4 separate regions of the Homo sapiens genome follow, and regions 2, 3 and 4 are each linked to region 1. Evidence: chromatin loops called from intact Hi-C (ENCODE). Cell type or tissue: mammary epithelial cell. All regions are shown on one strand.

Evidence for each region. A loop is a pair of places that touch in the nucleus more often than their neighbours do. Peaks named below come from ENCODE experiments on the same cell type or tissue, not always from the same donor. Only the 100,000 strongest peaks of a DNase experiment are listed, where the experiment ranks them.
Region 2: a loop joins it to region 1, with 19 times the contacts of the local background. A loop is called at or near these places in 7 of 110 quality-filtered maps.
Region 3: it touches region 1 in a loop (5-fold over the local background); 2 of 110 quality-filtered maps call a loop at or near these places.
Region 4: a loop joins it to region 1, with 5 times the contacts of the local background. A loop is called at or near these places in 2 of 110 quality-filtered maps.

What each region holds. Positions count from the first base shown.
Region 1 is chr14:31,932,383-31,937,382 of GRCh38, reverse strand. No RefSeq gene overlaps it. Among named protein-coding and RNA genes, the nearest start is that of LINC02313, 10 kb to the left of the region's middle. RefSeq lists enhancers at 2,386-2,680, 2,182-2,838. In mammary epithelial cell, a CTCF peak has its summit at 2,514 (motif pointing left); a DNase peak (open chromatin) is centred at 2,512; H3K27ac peaks cover 1,833 bases.
Region 2 is chr14:32,380,004-32,385,003 of GRCh38, reverse strand. The region is part of intron 1 of AKAP6 (A-kinase anchoring protein 6); the gene reads right to left. Among named protein-coding and RNA genes, the nearest start is that of AKAP6, 53 kb to the right of the region's middle. In mammary epithelial cell, a CTCF peak has its summit at 2,092; a DNase peak (open chromatin) is centred at 2,933.
Region 3 is chr14:32,511,085-32,516,084 of GRCh38, reverse strand. The region is part of intron 2 of AKAP6 (A-kinase anchoring protein 6); the gene reads right to left. Among named protein-coding and RNA genes, the nearest start is that of AKAP6, 180 kb to the right of the region's middle. In mammary epithelial cell, a CTCF peak has its summit at 2,321 (motif pointing right); no DNase peak of the experiment used is centred here; H3K27ac peaks cover 465 bases.
Region 4 is chr14:32,160,612-32,165,611 of GRCh38, reverse strand. No RefSeq gene overlaps it. Among named protein-coding and RNA genes, the nearest start is that of RNU6-7, 39 kb to the left of the region's middle. In mammary epithelial cell, no CTCF peak of the experiment used is centred here; no DNase peak of the experiment used is centred here.

The DNA.
Region 1 (5,000 bases):
CGCCCAGGCAGGAGTGCAGTGGCGGGATCTCGGCTCACTGCAAGCTCCGCCTCCCGGGTTCACGCCATTCTCCTGCCTCAGCCTCCCAAGTAGCTGGGACTACAGGCGCCCGCCACTACGCCCGGCTAATTTTTTGTACTTTTAGTAGAGACGGGGTTTCACCGTTTTAGCCGGGATGGTCTCGATCTCCTGACCTCGTGATCCGCCCGCCTCGGCCTCCCAAAGTGCTGGGATTACAGGCGTGAGCCACCGCGCCCGGCCTGAATTAATATTTTCACAGGCATTGCTAGGCATGATGTCACTTGATTTTGGCTCCAGGTGGAGGATGGGGCCCATGAGGTTCAAGGTTCCCCACTCCGCAGAGTTTTTTCCCCATTCCTACACACCCAGACATTTGTATCGAGAATTGATCAAAATGCATTCATGTGCTATAACTTCTTGTCAGGGATTCAAACCAAGTGATTTCTGACCTCTCTCCATCTGCCTCTCTTTTAAAAATATGTTTTAATTGTCTTGTTTTAGACATGTTTTATTGTAAATTACTTCACATTCTTTTTGAGAATAGGTGGCATGTAAATCATAGTTGAAGAAAAACCTTCAAGCCAGCATAATATTCCCAGAGCACAGAAAGCTCAGTGGGGAGGGGGCAAGGAGAGGCTGGTTGCCCTTGGGCCCACCCATTAGGTGTACCTGTCACTCCCACCATCAGGCTCTGTTCTCTGCAGGCTGAGGGATGATGGAAGAACAATCCAGAGGTCTGTTAGGAGCCCCACTCTGTCAGAAGCAGAGCATCCAATTCACTCAGGCCTTGCTCTACTGACAACTTCATGTCACAGAGGGACAAGGATGTTGTGAGGGAGCTACTGCTTGGATCTAATTTTGGCCATTAAAGGTGAACTAGGTGGATAACACAATGGAATCGACTGGCACTTAGACAGAAAAGGACCTTGTCACTATGTGATTCTCAAGAGCCAAGGAAGTGAATGCAAGCCGTCTATGTTCCTGAGACTGCAAGAATGAAGAACTCTACAAGTCCAGAGAAAAGAAGGTGATTCAGTGGATTAAATCTCAGAGGGCAGCAGAATGTGGAGGTTAAAGTACACGCTCAGGAATCTGGACAGACCTGAGTCAGGCTCTTGGCGCTGTCCTTACGGCTGTGCAAATGTCACCTCTCTGTATCTCAATATCCTCATCTGTAATCGTGAATAATAAGACCTACCTTATATGTCAACATTGAGAATTAAATGAGATCACATATATAAAGCCCCTAGTATGGTTTACTATTATGGTGAACACTCAGTAAAGGTTATTATTGTTGTTATTATTGTTACCATTATTGCAGACTTCCTATATGTAAGGCACAAGGCTAAATGCTCTTTGATTCCATGGTCAGAGACTCTAATCATGTAGAACTTGGTTCTAGAAAGACTGGAGGCTCCACCTAATTTAATTCTGACTCTACTCTGGAGAGGAGGAAGAGAGGGAACTATCCAAAAAAATTACTGTCTCCAATGAGCTTATATTTTACAAGGACACTCACAAAGGCAGGAAGGAGGAATTTGCAGCCAACAGCAGATACAAAGGAGTGGCATCAAAAGAAAGAATCAAGTCACGGAAGTAGAAGGCTGGGGCACAGGAGAATGCACACATAAAATACACCAGGAGCCACTGGGGTGGGTTCAGAACAAGAAAAAGAACAAGAGAAGAGTTTGGCCTCCTGCTGGGGGCAGATGACACAGTTAATTTAGAGATGATACAGTGAAAACAGAATTACTCAACTCCTAGTTTGCTTCCATCTTCTTTATCAGGAATGACCTTCGAGCCAGAAAGAAGAACAAAAATATGGCCAAGAGGAAATTAAAGTCTGTGATAGTGAGGAAGTAGGAGGAGAGCACCTGGCTGCTGCATTTAAGTCTCCAGCCTCAGATGAATTACATCTCAGCACCGTCTATACAGGCACCCCAATACTCACTGCAACAGGAACAGTAAAATAAGCAGCTCTAGGACCCTAAAATAACAGGAATTCATTTACAATATCTGACATCTGAAAAAAATGGAAATATTATAATATATGAGACTTTATGAAGCATGGTAGAACTTGCAGAAACTTGCAGAGGGGCAAATGTCTCCGTTTTATTAACAGGGACTTTTAGCAAAATTCTAACGCAGCTTAGACACCTTGTGTTGACCCAGGAAGATGAATGCTGGTCAGACTAACCTCATCTCCTCTCTGACAGGGTTCCTCAGGTAGTAACTGTTCCATTGTCTAGTTAGAAAATGGTGACAAACAAGTCAGCACACTTTCTTTGTGGACAAGGTAGAGAAATACAAGCTCCATGATAATACAGTAAGGAATATTCAGAGGAGCTCAGCTATAATCCGCTAAAAGGACTGGAGAACAGGATAATATTATTCTGTACAAAGATGTGAATTGGCACATGACTTGGTCTTCAGTGCCTCTCTATACAAAAACAGTAATGATCTGCAAGACAAAGGAAGTTTGCTGACATCTGCTGGGAGAAAGATCAGGAGGCAGCTGGTGAGGTGGAGGAGGGGTTGAGAGCTCAGGCTGCGGAAGTAGAGACCTGTTGGAATCCCAGCTCTACCACTTACTAATTGTGTGATGTTAAAGAAGTTACTTACACTATCGGACTCAATTTCCCTATCTGGAAAGTGGAGATAATGATTGTATATACCTTACTATATGAGGTAGATTAAATTAGTACGTAAAGCATTTAGAATAGTACCTGATTATAGAAATTATCATTATAAATGGGATCCCATTATAAATGGGATCACTTTGTGTCAGGAAGTGATGGAATCTCACAAGATGAAAGCTGTAAAAATAAGATATTGACTATAACTTACACTACCCCAGAAGGAAAACAACCTAAAAGTCTAACAATAGGAGACTTATAGTACATACATATGATAGACTATTACAGCCATTAAAATCATGTGGCAGGCAACAAAAGCAAAAATAAACAAGTGGGACTACATCAAATTAAAAAGCTTCTGCACAGCAAAGGAAACAATCGAAATGAAAAGGCAGCCTACAGGTTGGGAGATAATATTTGCAAACCATATATTTGATAAGGGGCTAATATCTAAAACATATAAGGAACACACACAACTCAAAAGCAAAAATATGAATAACCAGATTAAAATATAGGCAAAGGACCTGAATAGACATTTCTCCAAAGAAAGTATAAAAATTACTTTTTATACTTTCATAACCAACAGTTATATGAAAAGGTACTCAACATCACCAATCATCATGGAAATGCAAATCAAAATCACAATGAGATATCATCTCACACCTGTTAGGTTGGCTATTATAAAAAGACAAGAGATCAGTGTTGACAAGGGGATGGAGAAAAGGAACCCCTTTGCAATGCGGTGGGAATGTAGATTGGTGCAGCCATTGTGGAAAACAGTAGGGAGGTTCCTAAATAAACTAAAAATAGAACTGTAATATGACCTGGCATCCTCTTCTGGGTATATACCCAAAGGAAATGAAATCACCGCCTCGTAAAGATAACTGTGCTCTTATGTTCACTGCATTATTCACAATAGCCAAGATATGGAACAACTAAAGTTGTCCTTCAACAAATGGATGAAAACAGAAATTGTGTTGTGTGTGTATATGTATCTATAGATATCTATAGATATCTATATATATCTATAGATATATATACACAATGGGATATTAGTCACCCTTAAAAAAGGAGATCCGGCCATTTGTGACAACATAAAAAGGACATTATGCTAAGTGAAATAAGCCAGACATAGAGAAAATATTATATTATCTCACTTATATGTGGAATCTTAAAAAAATCAAATACACTGGGCGTGCTGGCTCACGCCTGTAATCCTAGCACTTTGAGAGGCCAAGGCGGGCGGATCACAAGGTCAGGAGTTCAAGACCAGCCTGGCCAATATGGTGAAACCCTGTCTCTACTAAAAATACAAAAATTACCCGGGCTTGGTGGTGGGTGTCTGTAGTCCCACCTACTTGGGACGCTGAGGCAGGAGAATCGCTTGAACCCAGGAGGCGGAGGTTGCAGTGAGCCAAGATCGTGCCGCTGCACTCCAGCCTAGGAGACAGAATGCGACTCCGTCTAAAAAAAAAAAAAAAAAAAAAAAAAATCAAATACATAGAAGCAGAGAGTAGAACAGTCATTACCAGTGGCCAGGGGTGGGAGAATGGGAAGACGTAGATCACAGGGTACAAATAAACAAGCAAATAAATATGTACATAAATAAAAATACAGTCATGTTACAGAAGACTAATTACTCTAATAAGGAAAATGAATCAGGGAAAGGGAAAGGAGAATGATGGAGGCAGAGGTACTGTTTGGGCAAGGTGGTCCCTGAGAGAGGGTATGGGATCAGGGGCTGAAATGGACTGAGCCTCGTAGCGCTGGGGAAAGCAAATGCTCTCAACAGGAAAGGGCTTGAGCTGGAAAGAAGCCCTGGAGATGGAGTAGGTAAGCAGAGGGGAGAACAGAAGGAAAGGAAGAACGAAGCTGGAGAAGGCCCATCACACAGGCCCCTGCAGGCCAGAGTAAGGAGCGATTGGGGTTTCATTTTACGTGATATGGGAAGCCACTGGATGACTCTGAGCAGGAGAGAGTCAGGATTTTAAAGGATCACAATGGTTATTTTTTGGAGAACAGAGTGTAGGGGAGTAAGAATGGAAGCAGGGAAACCAATTTTAGGGGATAGTAGTTTAGTAGTTTTACAGTAGTTTAAGAAAAAGATAGAGGTGACTTATGTTGGGAAAAAATGGTGAAAAGTGTCAGACTCAGGATATATTTTGAATGGCAAACAGCATGATCCTAATTTTATAAAAAAGAAGCACATACACATATTGGAAATATACATATGCAGATATTAACAGAGGTTATCTCTGGATCATGCTGTTCATGGTAACTTTGATTTCCTTCTTTGTACGTTTCTGCATTTTCAAAGTTTCCACAACAAACTTGTAGTATTTA
Region 2 (5,000 bases), 450 kb before region 1:
TGCCAAGCAGATCAAAGCATGGAATATTCATAAAACCCCATTAATTCCATCAGCACCCATTACCATAAGTTGAATCAATTTTTGCAACTGGAGCTTTCATTATAGGCATCATCCATATCCCTCCACCCACCCTAACAGACCCCATTTTAATCTCTCCCCACCCCTGCATATATGAGCACAAAATGTTTTCAGAATTTACGTACACTTCACACCTTGCCAGTGACAATCATGCCCCCTAAAACCAAAACAAGTAACAATAATGTGGACTTTGTTCTTTTCAGGGAGCTCATTGAAGGGTGGAGCTGAACCCCCACAAAGCAGGATAAACCAGTTCCTATTAAACCAATGCATCAGAGACACTGAAATAACACAAGTAAACACCAGCCTGAGGCTAGGAAACTGAGGTTCTGGTCTTAGCTCTGCCACGTATTAAACAAATCATTTCTCCTCTAAAACTCAAGAAATGGCATTGAGGTCCCCTCTGTTACCAAAATTCTATGATTCTATGACTTCTTGTAGGTAGCCATTATCAGCTATCCTTTGCTTCTCTCCTCCTCACATGACTAAGCAACAACAAAACATGTGACAACTTTAGAATTTCCCACATTTTAGCCCCCACTCCCTCATGAGAATTTTTCTAGTGGTCTTAAGATCATCCTGAATACTCTGCAGATTAGGGCAATGTAAGACACAGAATCTTTACCCTAGAGACTTTACCTATTGCTCCGGTATCACGAAAATTTACCGAGTAAAGAAAGAAAGCCCTCCTCCCATTATTCTAGCAAGAAGGGAACACACTGACCAAAGATTCATTCCTCTTGGGCCTATAGCCTCATTTCAACAGTTAAGGGATTTTGCGCCATCATAGCATTTACCAAACGTAAGCCTTTAGTTAGCAGAGTGCTAACTCTTAATCAGGTGCTCCTAATTCCAGCACTGTACATCACATTACTGGTGGCTGTTTGTGCGTCATGAACCAGTCCATTAACAGCCTACCCTTGGTCACTTACATGCACAATGGCAAAAGCAGAGAACACTGGAGTGTTCATCAGAACTTTAAGTTCTCAAGGCAGCAGATATGGTCAAAGATGCTCACTTTGAAATCCATTAGCAAAGTGCCGCATGAGAGATTGATACTTGGCCTCTCAGTAATGCTGTTTTCCTCTAGGATTGGAACAGATGATGACCGTTTCTTGAGTTAAGCAAAAGTTGGCTTGCACTCAGGAGCCATGTTTAAACACCAGAATTACCTTGAGTTCAGGGAGATGCTCCCACAAGGAGAGGCCCAAGAAAACTGAGATCAACCAAGGAAAAGCAAATGTATGCTCCCCATCCCCAGGGAGCTCCCAGAGCAGGCCTGGGCTTATTGAGTAAATTGATATGCAGAATTACTCATGATATTTAAATTTCTTTCCAAATGCTCCCAGTTGAATTTATATATGTTACATCACATGATGTAACTCCACTGTAATGTCACTAAGGCAAGCATACTGAATTTTCTGGGATGGGCCAAATTCAGATATTTTGTCTCAGCCTCAGAGTATGTGACACGTTACAGGTTTCAGAGACTGCAGTCATTCTAGAAAATAATACAGTTCTTTGAAAGATAATTCACCCACTTTTTCAGACTAGATTAGGAAATGACATGGTACAGTCATGACAGGTACAGTCCTGTCTTGTTTTCTATTAAAAAGCCTTGATCTATTACTGTGGCAAGTATATGATATACTATTTTTGACAAACAGTTAAATAAAAGATATTCTTTTAAAGTTATTTTAACACAATTCTTCTTTTACACAACTAAATATTTTGCTTATATTTTGAAGTAGTTTCATCTTCAGCTTCTCTCATTACTTTTCACTGGGACAGAAACACACACACACACACACACACACACACACACACACACACACACATAAAATCTGCCCTCCTGATTAGAACCTCAAAATTCTATCTCTAATTCTAGAATGAAGCATAATCTTTCTGAAGCAGTAATTTTTTTAAACCAGGGGTTGTAGGGCTCTGGTGATATAGGAATTTTGAAGCTAGTGTCCAGAGGGTAAGGCTGGTGGAGATACCAATGGTGTGCAGGTGGTGGCAGCAGCACTCTTTGCGGGCCCACTCTCCTCAGCCCAGCTGCTACCACATCTCTCCTATTCCAGGCAACCACATCCAAATCACTGCATCCTTCCCCTGTACCACAGTTTACTCCTATTGGTACAGTTTCTTTCCCATGAAAAACAAAGCTGGTATACACTTCCACACTCCCCATCTACCACAGGCAGTAAAACCCAGCAAGCATCTCTCAAGAATTTTCTCTGGACATGCCACTGTAACTGGCACTTGAATCCTGCCAATTTTTCATTCTGAGATGAAAAGATGAAAAGCATAAGGACATCATGTCACTGGGCACAAAGCACTCAACAAATTTTCTAAATTGAAGTATCTGCCAATGATAGCTAACATTTATTGAGCACTTACAATGTGCTGGGCATTCTACTAAACATTTTCATGAAGTAGCTCACTTAATCCTTATTATAACCCTATGCAGTAGAAATCATTATTATCTTCAAATGATAGACAAGGAAACTAAGCCTCAAAGACAGTGTGCAACCCGCCCAGCGCTCACACAGTGAGAACATGGTGGGACCAGGACTTGAACCTGTGATGTCCCACTCTGATGCTGGTACAGAAATGTCCTCAATTCAGAGGCTCCCTCTGAAATCTTACTCTCAGACAGAGGGGTAGGCTCCAAGCAGAATTCCAGAGACAAATTCCCAGCAGATGGCTTAACTGATGAGAGGACCAAAAAGCACTAGTATCAGCAGAGAAGTGAAGGAATGGAAACAGCAGCAAAAAGAAAAGACAGAAAGGGAAACCAATGTTTGCTAAGGACCTGCTAGGTGACTCACAATCTTGTAAGGTATTACTAATCCCCTTTTCACAGATAAGATTACTGAGGCCCAGAAAGTTAAGTAACACACCAAAGGTAAGATAAGTCAGGACTCCACCAAACTGGAAATGAACAGGCCGAAATTTTCATTCATCTAGGAAAAGAGAGGGAAGAGACGAGATCATACAGTGAGTAGTACTTTGGACCTGAGGCAGGTGAGGGTTTGAGGATGGAGGTGAGGAGAGACACTGGTTAAAAACCAAAGGAAGAATGTGAGGAGCCTTGGGTACACAAGTCATTAGAGGAGGGTTTGGGGCCAGATGAGGTAAGTTAGAAGAAAAGGAGGGACAATGAAGCAGAGAACTAAAATAGAAGGTTTATGGAGGAATAGGGGTAACTAAAGGAATGGCCAAAAAAGCAGAAGATGTTGATCTCTTCCTCCTCTTCTCTTCCTCCCATTCTTTCTCTCTAATGTAAACTTCACTGTCTCCTAGTTCCCCCACTGCTCTACCTCCAGATCTTAGTCTTATTTTTCTTTTCCTTTCCTTTAATGGCCCAAACAGTGGAACCAAAGTATACTTTTACTTTATATGTTGATTGAATAAAGTCATATGCTCTCAGTTAGTTTTTAAATTAACTCAAAAGATAGTTTTCTATCTCTACCACTACCCAGAAACTTCACTGAAACTAGAACCAAGTTTCTCTTCATAAGTAAATATGAATATCTCCATAAATATCATAAGAAGACCTTACTGATTTTTTTTTTTATTTGAGATGGGGTCTCACTCTGTCACCCAGGCTGGAGTGTGGAGGTGCAATCTTGGCTCACTGCAACTTCTGCCTCCCAGGTTCAAGCACTTCTCCTGCCTTAGCCTCCCGAGTAGCTGGGATTACACGCGTGTGCCACCAGGCCCAGCTAAATTTTTTTGTACTTTTAGTAGAGACAGGGTTTCACCATGTTGCCCAGGCTGGTCTCGAACTCTTGGCCTCAAGTGATCTGCCCCCATCAGCCTCACAAAGTGCTAGGATTACAGGCATGAGCTACCATGCCCAGCCGATATTTTCTATTAATACGTATCTTTAAATTTGTCTTATTCCTACCATAGACTAGGTGCTCTGAGGGCATGTTTCTTCCACTGAATTGTAATTTTTAAAAATAGGACTTTGGAGATTTGTTTTATGTATAAGGCCTGCTAAAAACACTAAGGAAAAAAAAAACTCTTTTGTAAGAGGGTCTTAAGTGAAATATTCACTGAAATCTGAGAAATCTTGAGAAGTCGAAGTTCTAAAGCAGATGGTTGCTCTCTATAACTGACTACAAGTGGTTTTAATGGTAGCGAGTTGCTTTTCTCACGTGACAGGACTCTAGCAGCAAATAATTCTGGAGGTGGTACAGAGGCTTGGGGAAATCAATAAGGACCAGCACTTTCTATCCTTCTGTGTGTTGGGATTGCTTTCCCTTATGAGAGGCAGAAATTTTATAGCTTTTCTGTCTATATGCCTCTTGAAGGAAGAATCTGTTTTAAAATATTTTACTAATGTCTGAACCACCGACTTTGATAACATAAAACACAACTTCAAGCCCAAATGTAAGTAGAAAAGACCTTTCAAAATCTTCATTCATTTATTCAGTCACTCACCAAACATTTGCTAGTTTGTACCTGATCTGAGGTAGGCACTGGCAGGGAGAGTGAGAGATAAATAAACTATAAAATGTTGTCTCTAGGAGCTTTCATTCTGGTGCAAGAGACACATAAAAACAATTTACCACAGGTCGCTCGATCATGTACTACAAGTAAGGAAAGAACGGGGGGCCGGTGGGAACTCAGAAAAGGGGAAGTTACTGCCTGAAGACACTAGGGAAGCCTTCATAGAAAGGATAATCCCTCTAGTCTTGAAGGATACACAGACATTTGCCAAGTGCATTTTCAATGCCAGGAGCAATAGGCTCACAGGATAGAAAAGGAGCTAGAGATTCAAATCAGATAGTAAAAGTCTTTAGATGCTCAGCAGAGACAAATGGGTTTCTTCAGTCTGAGAATGACATGGAGAGCTTCAAATGTGAAGAAGAAAATTTGCAACATTGTAAAGACAAATTTATATAAGG
Region 3 (5,000 bases), 580 kb before region 1:
AGCACTCTTTTGTTTTTCTTTCCAATGTAACTACTGTAGGTCACAGGGTTATGAAGATGGGTCTTCTCTTCAAGCAACAGACTGTAAGCATCTCTTCATTCACCATCTCACATGGCAAAAATTATGCAATTTATATATTTGCTTTGTTTGTTCAGTGGTGTATAGGTCATTTCTGTCTATGTCTCTTTGCCTTAGGAAATTCTTGTAGGGCAAGCACTTTGTCTATTTTGCTTCACAGAGTTTAGTACCACATGTAAATGAAGTCTTAATACATACTGATGTTACCGATATTGAATTCACAAACCATGAAACGAAAGCTTCAAGATGATCATGAAAAGAATATATGAAGCAAAAAATGTATCTAGATCACTTTGCATCACGCTAGGCATCAGAGAGTCTGAATTCTTGGCCCCTGTGTGTATTGGTTATCTGTATCCCCATAGATTGCTGAGCCTCAGTTTCCTCATCTATAAAGACAGTGCTAGATGGGTGACCTGTACTCTCAAGCCCAAAGATTTTCTTTTGTTTTCTTTCTCTTTTATTTTGTGTACTCCACCCATAAGACAGCCCAAGCTTTAGTTACCCAGAAGTTTTTACATATCTCTGAAAAACCTTGTAAAATTACTGTTATTTCTTCCAAGTAGTAGAACGAGTACTAAGTGAGAATCAGAAGACTTGAGTTCCAGTCCTAGGTACATTGAAAGGTATCTCTCTGATATAGTTTTGCTGTGTCCCCAACCAAAATTCACCTTGAATTGTAATAATCCCCATGTGTCAAAGGTGGGGCCGGGTGGAGATCATTGAATCATGGGGGCAGTTTCCCCCACACCGTTCTCTTGGTAGTGAATAAGTCTTATGAGATCTGATGGTTTTATAAATGGAAGTTCCCCTGCACAAGCTCTCTTGCCTGCCGCCATGCAAGACTTGCCTTTGTTTCTCCTTTGCCTTCTGCCATGATTGTGAGGCCTCCCAGCCATGTGGAACTGAGCCCATTAAACCTCTTTCCTTTATAAATTACCCAGTCTCAGGTATGTCTTTTTTTAGTAGCATGAGAACAGACTAATACATTCTAGGACTCCTGCAGGTCACCCTGCCACAGGCCCTGAAATAACAGTGCAGATCCATACCACCAAGCTGAGGAGGAAAGGTCTATGGTTCATTCAGAATGAAAGTTAAGACCCCCACCTTCACTCCAGGATTAATGTCCTGAGAGGCCCTTTTTGTTGTGTTTTCCTTAGTTGCTATGCTGGGTTCAGGCCATTACTCCTCCACCCTCCTACTTATCCTTTCCCAGGCAAGAGGTATACACAGATTCCTTTGAGTCTCATTTTCAACTCCCTATACCACCTGTTGCTTTTTCTTCATTACAGTCATTTAAGATTTTATCTTGTAAAGAATCTATCAATATCCATTAGCAGTTTAGATTTGTTTTATCTGATGTAAATTTCTAGTAACTCCATTGAAATTCTGGAGCGTTTCAAGGTATAAAGGATCTTACAGGTTAATTTACAAATGCTTTCTCCTGACCTATTCATTAGTACTTTTTCTACTGGGAGAAAGAAGTTAAGGAAATCAAAGTTCTATTTGGGATTTCATTGCTGACTCATTGTATGACCTTTGGCAGCTCTTTCTTAGATGTACTTTTTATCTATTTAGATCAGTAAGACCATGGCACAGCTTCTAAGGATGTGTTTCTATGCCTTCCTCCCCCACATAAATAAATATCCACAGCAACTGGCTTGACTGTTGATTTGTATTTAAACAACTACAGTATGTCTGTTGAGAGCTAATATTATAGACACAAGTTTTTAGGTCTCACATCTGAGAGTCCAGAACAGGAAATGAAGCCTCATAGGATCAAAGTCCTTTGGTTAAGGTTCTGAAAATTAGATAACAACAAATCCAGATTCTGAAGCCAGTATCATTCTTTCATATCGGGTAGATGGGAAGGCAAGCTGTCGATTAACCTTTGGAAAGCTCCATTACCTCCCATTGACCCAACAATTTTATTCACAGGATTCTTTTCTAAGGCAATAATGAATTTACCTACTGAAATGCTGTCAAATACTTGTTTATAATGGTGAAAAATTATAAAAAGAGAGATGAGTTTAACATGATGTGGTATTCCACATAATGAAAAAAAATGCACAGATGCTAAAAACATTGTAAAATATATTTAATCGCATCAGAAGATGTTCAAGGCATATTGTTACCAGAAAAGAAGTAAGTTATAAAAGAGTTCTATATAGAAAAAAAGTATAGCTATGTATACTAAAGTAAAAAATATGTCAAAGCTATTCATAGTATTTTCTCTAGGTGGCAGCATTACAAATGATTTTTATTGTACTGTTTATCTGTATGTTTAAAATTTTTCTCCACTAGAGATGTATTTCTTTTGTGAGAAATAAGAAAAAAAATAAAAAGTTAAACAACCAAGAGGTTAAGTCAGTTCCATGGCAAAACAACAGTCAGGGAATGCATGTCAAACTATGCACAAGAAGGATACAAAGTATAATATCAAAGCAGGCAACTGAATTATACCAAAGCAGCAGGATCCTCAGATTCCCAGCATTCTTTTTGTGTAAGCAGGGATCTCTCACTCCACAGTCACCCTCATTCTTTTAGGGCTCTATGTCAGGTGGCCAGGTAACATTAGCCAGGTATACAGATAAATAACATATCATTAATTCTGGTTACTAGGATTATTAACTGTGTTTGCTCTGATTGTTTTTTCCTTAAGTTTAGCAGAATTGAAATAAAGACATAGGTAAGGAAAATACACTTATTAATCTGAAATAAGAGTGGGAATGTGAACCTTACTCACTCCATCTCCTTTTTAATTTGATTGATTGCTTTGCCCTGGAGTATAGCTGAATAGATTACCAATCCTCTTCTACATTTTCATATAAACCCACAAGGGAGGAGATAGTTCTATGGACAGTTTCCATCACTTGACAAAGCAAGATCTTGTTTACCTCCTGGAGTGACCCCAACACCCTAAGATACAGAATCTTCCACTTTCAAGCCTTTGAGTAATTACTGGGGGAGTAAAGACATCTGAGAACTTAGTCCTCCCTTGGGGATAAACTTTGCATGACTAAAATTTCAGTCCTTCAAAATTCCTTAGGGTTTATTGCAACATATAATTTTTGCTAATTAGTTTATATAAACTTATGTTTACTTTCACTAACCCAAATAATTTGTACTGATAGATTTTCAATCTAGAACATTTTCTGGAAAATTTATTGCTGAGCATTAGAGCCTAAATTAAAACACAGAATCCAGCTTATGTCTGAGTTATGAAAATCTATTTTGGTATTTTGCCTGCTCCTTGCTTGACTGACTGTCCGTATTATAACTACTCTTCAGCAAGCCCTAGACATACAAAGCAAGACTAAAGTTATCGAATTCCAATACTGTGGTTTTAAATCCACCCTCATTGCCCTTTTCCAGAGGCCCCTCTGGGAAATAAACATGGATCAGAATAGCATATCTGACCACCAAGTACAGTAATCATTCATTATTAATGTCCCAATGTCACACCAAAATGGAGGATGAAGGGTTCATTCAAATAATCCTATAACATTGGCTAACATCCCTCAAAGCACTCAAAAGTGCTTCAGTTTTGAAATCAGTTGCCAGCTAAGAAACAAATTCAATTTCAATGCACTTTCTAAACCTCCAGATTAATTTCGTCTATAAAGTAATTTTTAAACTCATTGCTTACTTAGATTGACCATAAACTTAGTGAGAAAGAACTTTCTTCTCTCTGATTATACACACAGAATTCTACTCATATCAAACAACGAGTGGAGTTTCAGAAGGCAAACAAAAGGAAAAACAGAATCAAAAAATTAGCTCTGAGTAAATATAAATATCAACCAAACCTCAAGTCATTTCTTTCAACATTAATCAACATGATTAAAAAGCACCCCTCCACAGTACCCTAAATCTTATGCCCATCCCACCACTATTTAACTACAGACAGAAACCATCTTGTGAATGTCTAGTGAAAATCCAAATGTCTACAAGTAAATTAACAAGTAAAGTAAGTAATAAAATTAAAGAAACAAAATGAGGGACAACTGAGCTGGAGATACAGAAAATATGCATAAGACTATGTGAGAGATTTACAAGGATGGGACAACTTATATGATCTCTCTATGATTTATACTTTACCTGCTTCCAAAACAGAGGGGAGAAGGCAGGTGACTTACAAATAGTAAGGTACACTATTAAAGATAAAATTTTAAAACACAGGAAAGAGAAAGATGAACGAGACATTTAAAATGAGATTATTACTGCAATTCAGCACTCAGTTTAGCTCAGTGAAAAGAGGAAAAAATGTGTGGCCAAAAGTAGACGGCCGAACAAAAAGAACTGGTATGGGGAACTAAATATATAAAGGGGTTATCAATAGTTAATACAACCTGTAATCCTAGCACTTTGGGAGGCCGAGGTGGGTGGGTCACCTGAGGTCAGGAGTTCTAGACGAGCCTGGCCAACATGGTGAAACCCCATCTCTATTAAAAAATACAAAAATTAGCCAGGCGTGGTGGCACATACCTGTAGTCCCAGCTACTTTGGAGGCTGAGGCAGGAGAATTGCTTGAACCCAGGAGGTGGAGGTTGCAGTGAGCTGAGATCCACCACTGCACTCCAGCCAGCCTGGACCACAGAGTGAGACTCCGTCTCAAAAAAAAAAAAAAAAAACCAAGAAGGTAGCAGTAGATGATTTCTGTAAACAGAATGAATTAAAGAAAGACCTGAAACACTGAAACAAGAAAGATCTTGCCTCTTTGGAATTGCATGGCATCTTTGTGACACTAATCAGACTCTGGAAGACAGAGAAAGCTAGATGTACAGAGGTCTGGCCTGAAAAGAGCTGAACTCAATAATCAGAGAGAAAACACTGACAACAAGGAAATTCCTAAGGAAAATTTATTTCTGAAACTAGCAAAAAAATGGACCCTGCAATTAAACTTTGTCCGTGTTGCTTGT
Region 4 (5,000 bases), 230 kb before region 1:
CCAGCCTGATTCAGTAACTAGGTCAGGCTCATTCAGTGAAAGTTATAGCCTCATTCAGTGAAAGTTAGGCCCGTATATAGCCTCCGCCACTGCCTCAGTGGCCACTCTGCTCATGAGCACATTGTGCCACAGGGGTAACTAATGACAAAAGCTGGCTAATGTCAACTGGCTGAGTCATGTTGTCTATTTGGTTAGTCAGTGCCTTGACCATAGTTTATGCTTTCTGGTGAGCATTACTATGTAATATACCCTCCAAAATTTATACTTCATGCTCATTCCCATATGGCCATCTATATTCCTATACCCCAGACCTCCTCATCACGGATTTTCAAGCCCTTTCTCTTCCAGGCCCTGACCAGCCAGTTAGGCTATTTGCTACTGCCTATAAATCCATAGATGTTCTCACCTCAGGCTACTTCTCCTCTACACAAGATGGATGGCCAGGAGTACCACTTATAGCTCTGCCCATTGAGAACATTTTCCTTCACCACCGTCTTTCAAAGCCACTCCTAACAGTGTCTATTTCCTTTTCTTTTATGTAATGGTCAGTCAGGTGTGGCTGCAAGAGGAAACACAGGAGAGGCTCAGGAAAATAAAGTTCATTGTACTCACAGGTCCTAGAGACAGGAGGCATGGCATGCTATGCAGGGCCACGTGGGAAAGATGCCAGTATAGCCAGAAGGCAAAAAACAGACGCGAGGGGAAAGCATTAGGTCAGAACCTTTACTGGGGTTTCTGTGCGAATGGCAAGGCAGGGCAGGGTGTACAGTTGAGCACTGGCTAGTTTCAATAATTCGGGTGGACTCTAAGCTATTGGAGTGGTCCCTAGGTGTCCGGTACCTGGCTCTTGAATGATTAAGGCAGGGGAATATTGTTTCCTGGGGAGTATGGGCAGGATAGAGGAGGTATGGCTCTGGGTTGGTTAGTTTGTGTGTCAAAGATATGTTCCCATCTTGTAAATCAAGCTTGGGCTTTTTCTCCTCCTTTATCTCACCATAGGAGGCCCCTCATACAACCATAGGGGTGAACTGAGGGAGGTAAACACGAGTAGTGGTGGTGGGTGATCTGTCTGCTTATGTATTAGGTTGAGGCAAAAGCAATTGCAGTTTTCACCATTAAAACTAATGGCGAATGCCAGGCGCGGTGGCTCACACCTGTAATCCCAGCACTTTGGGAGGCTAAGGCAGGTGGATCACGAGGTCAGGAGTTCAAGACTAGCCTGGCCAACATGGTGAAACCCTGTCTCTACTAAAAATACAAAAATAAATTAGCCAGGCGCTGTGGTGTGCACCAGTAATCCCAGTTACTCTGGAGGCTGAGGCAGGAGAATTGCTTAAATTCGGGAGGCGGAGGTTGCAATGAGCCATGATCATGCCACTGCAGTCCAGCCTGGGCAACAGAGCAAGACTGCCTCAAAAAAAAAAAAAAAAAAAAAAAAAAAAGGAATGGCGAAAACTGCAATTACTTTTGCACCAACCTAAATAGCTTACTCGTGCTGGGTAGTCCGATTTCCATCTTACAATGCATTGGTGCTGGGCCTGCCTATCTTTATGAATTGATGGGTCTAACAAAACCCACTCATTATGGGCCACTCCAGACACATGGCCAATGTTCATTTCTCTACTAGGGTCCAGGAACATACCAGGAGCTGTTTTTCAAGTAAGAGAATACATTTCAATTAGGAAAGAAATTTGATTATCAAGATTATGTTGCCCTCATAAAATGAATTAAAGTGTTTTTCTTTTTTTGTTGTTGTTCTACTGAAACCTTTATAAAGGATTTGTGTTATTCCTTAATTAGTAAAATCCACTTGCAAAGTCATGTGGGCCTGTGTAAGCAAACTATGAAATTACAAATTCAGTTTAATAGGTTTCAGACTATTTGTGTATTCTACTCTTTTTATGTAAGTTTTGATAGGTTGTGCTTTTGGGGGAATTTTCCTATTTCCCTCAGAGTTCACATTGGAAAGTTCTTGCTAGTCCAAGAGGGTAGTAACAATTCAAATATATTAGCATGTTTATAATACCATCTTTTTCCTCTTAACCTCTCTGTATCCTTATAATTTTGGTATGGCCTTTGTGAATAGCCTGTAATTTTGTTGTGGTTTTTTTTTTTTTTTTTTTTTTGACTCATCTGATGTCCCATTCAAATATTTATTTTTTAATTTGATGCAATGCTTGGGTTTAAATGTACAATATTATATTTTTGTTCTATTTGTCCGTTGTTTCCTTTTATTTTCTCCCCTTTAAACATTTTCTGTTATTCCATTTTTTCATTCTTACTGGTTTGAATGTTACATGCTTCTTACCATTATTTTAGTGGTCACAATAGAAATTACATGCATCCTTGACATAACAAAATCTAACATTAATTGGTATTACCCTCCTCTGGGAGAAGCAAGGAATTTCCAACATGAACTCTAGTTACATCTCTTGCAGTTTAGATACCTTATTTTAGTTCATTATGTATTTAAATCCATAATGTTTTTGTCTTGTTTTCATATTAGCACTTAGATTTAACCACATATTTGCCATTTCTGTTGCTTTTTATTCATTCTTATGTATCAACATTCCACCTGGGGATAGTTCTCTTGCCTGAAAATCTCTTTTCAGTATTATTCCTAATAAACCCTCGGATTTATAAAAGTATAATTCAGTATTTCATTGTAGGAGAATTTTCTACTTTTCTTGAAAACAACTTTGACATTTTTAAAGGTGATTTCTGTTAGACATTAAATTCTAGGTAAAGATACCATTTCACTATATTTTCGTTTCTGTTTTGATTAGGTAGCTTTTAGTGAAGTAGTAGAATTTTGAAAGTGATTTTTTTCTCTCTGGTTGCTTTTAAGATTTTTTCTCTCTGGTTTTCAGTTCTATTATAATATGCTTAGGTATGAATTTTTCTTTCTTGCTTGAGATTCAGAAGCTTCCCCAAATCAGTTGCTTATCTTGACAGCTATGGAAAGATCTCAGTAATTATCTATCAATATATTGCTTTTGCATCTCTCTGCTGTTTTCCTGCGGTGTTAAATTTGATAAACATTTCTTATCTTCTATATTTTCTGTTCTTGTTTTATTCTATTTTCTTCTCACCAGTCTTTCAGTTCACGAATTCTATCTTCAGCTGTGAGTAAGCTGTCACAAGAACATTGAGTTCTTGATTTCAGCTAGTATTATTTTTGGCTATATAACATTGGAAATTTTTCTGTAATTTTCCAGATATCTGCTAAATTCTTCATCTTGACTTTTATCTCCTTGGACTGAGTAAGCATATTTTAAAATCTGTGTTGTCTTTGATTCATATTGTCTTGTCTCCACACATGCCTTGTTATTTTGTGGTAAACATCGTTTGCAAAACTATAGAAATACTTTAAAGCTTTAAAAGGTCTTTAATTCCAATTTCTGTTCACCTATGCCTGTAGGACACCATCAGATATATTGTCATCCTCTTGGATACCTCCTCCAGAATTTGCCAAAAAACTCAAGGAGAAAGTGGCCCCCAAAACAGGCTCACCTACTTGGGTGTTATTTTCTCTCCCAACTTCTGGTTGTAATTTTGTGCTTACTGGCTTTCTAATGGCCTTCAAATTGATTTTTTTTTTTAAACAATTTTCTCCATTTTGTCTAGATGCCCTCAGTTGGATGGTTGGTCCAAATCATCTTACATTACTATAAGTGGAACTTCCTTCTTGTTGCTGTTAAGTCACTTATATTCTAACTATATGGGAATTTGGCTTTCTCCAAGTAAAGGTGGTATGAGACAGCTGTAAATATCTGGAAGCTGTGGTTAAAAAAATGTATAAACAAATTTGGCTTCTTTTAAATTCCATTTGAGTATTCACAAAAAATGCTTCAGGTCACACAGACCAATTTTGGTACACTGAAGTTAGGGGACTATGCAAGAAGTTAACCATGAGCTAGGATCATTGGGGGCCATCATGGAGGCTGGCTACCATTCAATAAGCAAGTTTAGTTTGTGGCTGACAGCTTTTCCACACTCAGTATGTGATAAGTCTCCCTTCAGTATGACATTATGGTGTACACTGAGTTGTGACTTCTGGCCAGAGTGAATGCTCTGATATGCAGTCAGACCAATTTATAGGTGAAGGCCCTTTCAATACATTCATAGGTCTTTCCAGCCTGAGCATTATGGCAGAGATACGTAATCTTCTGTTGACCTTTCCCACCGCAATATTTAACACATATATATTCCTTGCTTTACAATGGGACCAAGTTCTGATAAACCAATTGTAAGTCAAGGAGTGCGCTGAATGTGTATGGTTTTCGCACCACTGTAAAGTTGAAAAATCTTGAGTCAAACCAGTCGAAGTCGGGACCATTATAAAATTTCTCTCCGGGATGTTTGCTGACATTGATTGAGGTGTTACTTGGAAGAACTTCCCACAATTACTCCATTTATGTTTCTCTACATTATGAATTCTCTGACCTTCAGTCAAATTTATCCTCTGAATAAAGGCCTGCCAACAATCGGTACACATATAGTTTCCCTTCTATATGCATTCTCCAAAGGCACCTAAGCAGACTGGTTAGTGATGCCTACACCTTGGAGAGACCACCAATTAAATAATCATCACATACTTTTAGATCGATTATGGACATGATTTTGTTAAGTGTTAATAACTTCATTAATCTATGCCACAATTTATTGAAATGTTGTGTGGTCATGATTAATGTACAGAATGTGGAGATGTAATTACTGCCCTGAAAAATCTTGTGTTATCCTTAATAAGGCTGTTGAAAACAAATCAGTTCTGATGTGTACAACTGTATCACCAGTCCTACCTTCCAGATAGTTTTTGTTACTAAGAGCTTTTAAAATAACCGTTTCACATAGCTCTCCTTATTTACTTATTACTAAGTAAATGAAAATAGAGAATTTCCTTTGGAAACAATGGCAACAGGAACAGAGGGTAATTATCCTGTGTAAAATTTTACTCCAACCGATATTATTTTGAATTATCTATCATAAAATATTCCACA